Regions from separate parts of the Homo sapiens genome. Here region 1 is linked to region 2. The links are chromatin loops, found by intact Hi-C in ENCODE. Cell type or tissue: Calu3. All regions are shown on one strand. Each heading gives the region's core, and the rest is flanking DNA. Links, peaks and the distances in the headings are about the cores only. Region 1 has its middle 72 kb from the start of SLC37A3. Region 2 holds the start of LOC107986854 (a long non-coding RNA gene).

Region 1 (2,908 bases), core at 128-2,627, 95 kb after region 2:
CTCAGCCTCCCAAATAGCTGGGATTACAGGCGCCCGCCACCACGCCCAGCTAATTTTTGCATTTTTAGTAGAGACGGGGTTTTGCCATGTTGGTCAGGCTGGTCTCAAACTCCTGACCTCAAGCAATCCACCCGCCTCAGCCTCCCAAAGTGCTGGGATTACAGGCATGAGCCACCGCGCCTGGCCCTAAAAAGCTTTTCAAAGGGAAAGACGGAAGTTGTCTTCAAATATATTGAGTTAGCCCTTCAATGTAAATAAGGAAAAAACTGTATATTTTATATATTTTATATATATATACACACACATAAATATACATACACACACACACACGTATCTCAAGAGAAAATATACATTTGTGTTGCTTTTTCCTAGAACCAATGGAAGAAATCATGAGATCCCCAGTGAATAGGATAAAGACCGTTCTAACCATGGGAGCTCTCCAACAATGGAATGGCTTCCCCGGGAGAGCATGCTCTGGTCCTTGAAAGGGGACAGTTTCCGCGGACAGGTTAGTGGCCAGCTGGTAGAGACAACACAAAGGAATTCACACACGAGAGAGGGAGGAAGCCGACTGAGCTCTAAACTCAGTTCAAAGCTGGATTCCAGATGATGGAAGGAAGAGTTGCTGGAAAATAATGTGGTTTTCCATAGGTGGACTGTCCATTCGGAGAATCTGTTCAACATTGGTAGTAGAGGGATGACAGCTGTGAGAGGTGAAGGGGGTGACTGAAGGTCTCTCCTCCCTCCACTGACTCAATTCAGAGGTCTGGAGACATAAAGACTGAAGAAAAAGGTGGACAGAAGCTAATTTAAGGGAGTGAGATTTCGAGTGAAGTTAAGGACCCACGTCTTCTGAGACTTTAGCACAGGCTGAGTCAGGGATTTTGAGGCTGAACTGTCTCAGTGGACGATCTCCAGGTCCTCTGCATCTTCCAGTATAAGGGACTGGGAGGTTACCAGCGGAAATAGGAGGCCAGGGGAGGGAACCGAGGACTTACACAGAGGGGAAACAGAGAGAGAATAACTAGCCAGGAGGACATCTAAACAAACGGATATAAAGTGAGACTGAAATAAAGAGCGTGCAGCACTTTCCTTCAAACAAGTGCAGCAGGCAGTGTCTGGGACTTTGTCTCCCCCTGCTGAGCCAAGAGGTATGAATGGTCCGCCACGGGGAAAGGGTTTTCACAGGCCAAGAACTGCTTCTTTGGGAAGGAAAACATAACCAACGGTATAAAAATCTCCTTCTCTCTCACAACCACCACGACCCTGAAGCATTAAAGAAGCTGGTAGACAGTGACATGGCTGTGCCAAGACCAGATGCGTGTGGAAGGGGACAGCAAAGGGGACAGCACTGGGCACCCCATGGCCACTCTTGCCAAGATTTCTCTGAAAGCTTCTTCCCTTCACCACCAATCCAACCCCTTTATCCAGAGGCTGTGCCAATGGCCTCTCACGGATTGCAGAGCCTGGGGCTGGGAGGGTGGGGGCAGGAAGTTAGGGATCCTCCCTCAGGTCATGACACAGGCTTGCTTCTCAAAAGATCTGTTGGTCAGGCGCCGTGGTTCACGCCTATAATCTCAGCACTTTGGGAGGCTTAGGCAGGTGGATCACCTGCGGTCAGGAGTTTGAGACCAGCCTGGGCAACATGGTGAAACCCTGTTTTCTACTAAAAATACAAAAGTTAGCCGGGCATGGTGGCAGATGCCTGTAATCCCAGCTACTCTGGAGGCTGAGGCACAAGAATCGCTTGAACCCAGGAGGCAGAGGCTGCACTGAGCTGAGATTGCACCACTGCACCCCAGCCTGGGCAACGGAGCGAGATTCTGTCTCAAAAAAAAAAAAAATCTGTTAAGGAGGATTATGAGGCTCTACACTCTCTCCAAGAGCTTGTTCACAGAATAATCTCTTTTCGGAACCTGAGTAGAACCAATAAAAGTAAAACCCACTGGGGCGTGTGGGGAAGGAGCGCTCTCTGCCACCAGTACTTTGGTCACGACTGTTGCCCCTCGCAGCCCCGCCTTCCTGGCTCCAGAATGGTTGCTCTTTATTTTATAACCCTATTAACATCTTCATTCGTCATTCTAGGACACAGAGGCCAGTTACGTCTGCTATTTGTTAGGTACTATTTTTTAATGGAAATCAACTGCAGTGCTGTTAGGTTCCTGAGGCTTTCCATGGTGAGCCTAAGAAAACAAGCAAAATGCTAAATAAATAAACAAATGCACACACACAAAAAATATCTAGGAGTGTGGTACCCTAATGTCACTCTGTAGGGTGTGATAATAACTACTAAACAAGGTAAAGGCCTTTGAAGTCCTCAGATGAAAGGTTTTACCTAAATACAATTATCCCATTAAATCCAAAAGAACATTCCTGTCCAACAGGGTAGCCCTTTTATCTGTGTTTCTCTGCCAATGAATTTCTGAGATGACAGCTTCCTGTGCCACAGTGATAAAGGGGATTGAAAACAGTTTCAAACAATTTTGCTACTTTTTATTTAATTCCTGAAAGGACAAAAAGAAAAAAAAATTCCTTAAACAGAGGGCAAGAACAAGCAGTAAAAAGCTGACCAATGGCATTTTAGAAGCAACAATCTCATTCAAGGTTAATTCAACATTTGTTAGAAAGAGGGGTGCCCGAGCAGGGACCCAAGGCAGACCTGGGTCAGCCGGGCACGTGAAACAGTCACACCTCCGCTGACTGTGCAGACACAGAATTGGGGGAGAAACACCAAGGCAGCAGTTTATCAAGTGGATGGTGCAACTCTTAGACTCAAACAGAAGATGAGGGAAAAAGAGTAAAGAGGTGCTGTTTAGAAAGGCAAACCTAGGCCGGGTGCGGAGGCTCACACTTGTAATCCCAACACTTTGGGAGGCCAAGGTGGGTGGATCACCTGAGGTCAGGAGTT
Region 2 (2,908 bases), core at 116-2,615:
CAAGTTTCTAGTAAGAGAGGGATAGAGACAGGCGGAGACCGCTGGGGAGTTTCCCGGTGCTCAGCCATCGCATAGGGGGGAACGGACCCTTTTGTGGGCCCTCGGGTCCCCCCGTGGTCCCCGCTGGCGCGCTCGTCCTCTGCCACCCCCAGATCTCTGCGCACTCCCCACTCCTGGGCGTTCGCACTGCCCCCCGGCGCACTCTCGCCGCCCCGGGGTCCGAAGCACCGCGCACTCCACCCCGCGACGCGCGCATCCCTCGACCCTCGCGCGTCCACACCGCCGCTGCGCCTCGCGCCCCCGCACCCCCGCAACCCCACACCACGCCGGCCGGGCGGGGCCGGATGCGCAGACGTGCAGCACGTGCGCTGCGCAGCGATTGGCAGCGCCGCCCCCACGCCGCCCCGCCAGGGAAAGGGTGTCCCGTGCCCTGCCGCGGCTGCTGGTCCCGCGGGCGGGGGCTGTCGGGGCGCGCGGGCCGGGCCGTGGGGGTCGCCGCCCGAAGTGACCGGGGAACAATGACAGCCCGATGGGGAAGGGCGGCGGCTTCCCTAGAGGGCCGGTTCTCTGGCTCGGAGCTGGGGGGCGTGGGGGCCGTAGGTGTTGCTTCTGCGGAATGGAAATACTTTCTGTGAGTGGTGCGCACGTGTTTCCACTTTATTTGGTTGTCAACTGGGGCCCAGTGCACTTAAACCCAGCGTTATTCGGGACCGAGCCAGGAGATCACTGCACCCTTCAATCTGCGGGTGGGGGGAGGAGTTAGGAAGGGGACTGAGTGACAAAAGTGACAGAGGCGCAGCTCATGTGCGTGACCGGGGGAGTGATGCTCAGTTCTGGGTGGGGGACCAGAAAGATGTCCACTGCGGGACTGGGCGATGAAGGGGCGGATTTGAGTGGCGGCTACTGTTTCCCGGCCTGGGACGGCTGCCGGGCGGGCAGGATCTGCAGGCGCGCGGCCGGGACGCGCAGGGAGCGCGCAGGGAGCGCGCAGGGAGCAGTGGGGCTTCCCGGGCCGCTTCGGGGAGGTGGGCAGGAAAGGGCACGCAGCCCTAAGTGACTCTCGGCTGAGACTGCCTCTCCTCATCCCAGCAGTAGCCAGCCAATGAAAAATAGGCTCAGGGGGTTCCCGAGCCAATGGAAGCCCGCGGGCCGTGAGGACTTGCCACTAGAAACGTTTATGGTGTCCCGGCCCGGAGACTTCTGTGTGTTTGTTAGGCGGGGCGGGGGGCGTCTTCCCAGCAGCCCAGGACAGGTGTGTGCCCAGGCGGATTAGAGCGCCTGCTGTTGGTAAGGCCCCTGCCGTGGAGGGGGAAGGGAGGACAGGGGGAGGGCAGAGGTGAGGAATCTAGGAGCTGGCGAACGGTTTCTCCCGCTTTCTGTGTCCTGCGTCACTTTCCCTTCTGTAAACGGTGGTCTTCCCTTTGTGTCGTGTTTGATCGTTTCTAAATTGCTTTCCCATGCATTACTTTACCCAGCCATCACTGTAACCCACAAGATGGGTTTGATTACTCATTTTACCAGCAGGGGAAGTGAGGCTCAGGTAAGTTAAATCCTAGGCACATGGTGGCACAGCTGCTTAGTACAGGTTTGGGACTGGAACTCAGGTGCCCCGACGACAAATCCAGGGCTCTTTAACTACATCAAAGGAAGGAAACCAGGTCTGTTTTATGATCCTGGTGCCAAGGGCACACCCAGTGATTAAACTGAAATCCAGAAGGACCGGGTGAGTTTTATTTCCCCTTCAGTCATGCTCTTTCAGGTTGTCCCTTTGCAACACAGGTTTGCTCTGCTATTACACGCCATGCCTTAAGATTAAGAGAGTTCACTGACTGCCAGAAAAGCCAGAAGTAAAAAAACAGAATGTGTGTAGGGGCGGGCGGGTTACCCACTGTGCATTTCCTCCTTACCCACACCCTCAGGCCAACTCGAGACCCGTGGTCCTCTCTCATGTTGGTCCCCCACCTGCAGATACTGTTTCCTGTTCCATGGACTGGGCTCGGCCTGCCTAAAATAGGCTGCACCCAAGAAGCTTCTACCTCCACTACTGCCATTATCCCAGCCATGAGGAAATAAACAACTTCCTCCCCGTCCCCCCGCGGCTACATTTATTTATTTATTTATTTATTTATTTAATTTGAGTCTTGCTCTGTCACCCAGGCTGGAGTGTTGTAATCTTGGCTCACTGCAACCTCCTTCTCCCGGGTTCAAGCGATTCTCCTGCCTCAGGCTTCCAAGTAGCTGGGACTACAGGCGCCTGCCACCACACCAGGCTAATTTTTGTATGTTTAGTAGAGACGGGGTTTCACTATGTTGGCCAGGCTGGTCTCGAACTCCTGACCTCAGGTGATCCTCCCACCTCGGCCTCCCAACGTGCTGGGTTTACAGGCATGAACCACTGAGCCCGGCCAAGGCTACAACATTTTTAATAGGAGTGTTTCTCCTAGAGGATTTGTCAGTCGGGGCCTTGCTGTGTCTCTGCTATGGTGCCTGATGAAGTCTCTGGATCTTTTCAGCAAAGCAGATGATGCTCAGTGGTTCCCAGGGCTGAAAGCCCATCACAGTCATCTGTGAAGGCGTTTAAAAATACACATCACCGAGCGCATCTCTGGATTGGGATTCAGCAGGTCCAGGGCGCGTGTTATGTTTTTTGTTTTAAATACTCAAGTGATTTAGATGACTGGTCAGGTTTGAAACCACAGATATAAAATGACTTCCATCTGAAAAGTCTGAAATAACTCAAAGCTGAAATTGGAGGCTTTTTGGTCAGATGGGAACCTGTCATTCAGAGGTCCATCATGCCTAAGAATGTGAAGAATGACAACTCTTCATAAGAGGGTCCAAAAGGGAACGAAAACTCTTTGTGGTAGGAATATCCTATGTTGAGTAATCTGGGACCTTAGGGGAATAT

Evidence for each region. A loop is a pair of places that touch in the nucleus more often than their neighbours do. Peaks named below come from ENCODE experiments on the same cell type or tissue, not always from the same donor. Only the 100,000 strongest peaks of a DNase experiment are listed, where the experiment ranks them.
Region 1: it touches region 2 in a loop (4-fold over the local background); 10 of 110 quality-filtered maps call a loop at or near these places.

The regions. Positions count from the first base shown.
Region 1 is chr7:140,325,314-140,328,221 of GRCh38, forward strand. No RefSeq gene overlaps it. Among named protein-coding and RNA genes, the nearest start is that of SLC37A3, 72 kb to the right of the region's middle. In Calu3, for the core only: a CTCF peak has its summit at 1,156; a DNase peak (open chromatin) is centred at 1,138.
Region 2 is chr7:140,230,335-140,233,242 of GRCh38, forward strand. LOC107986854 (a long non-coding RNA gene) reads left to right here and starts at 1,152. Exons shown (of 2, transcript XR_001745386.2): 1 at 1,152-1,287. RefSeq lists silencers at 199-358, 939-988, 1,039-1,088. In Calu3, for the core only: no CTCF peak of the experiment used is centred there; DNase peaks (open chromatin) are centred at 387 and 1,167.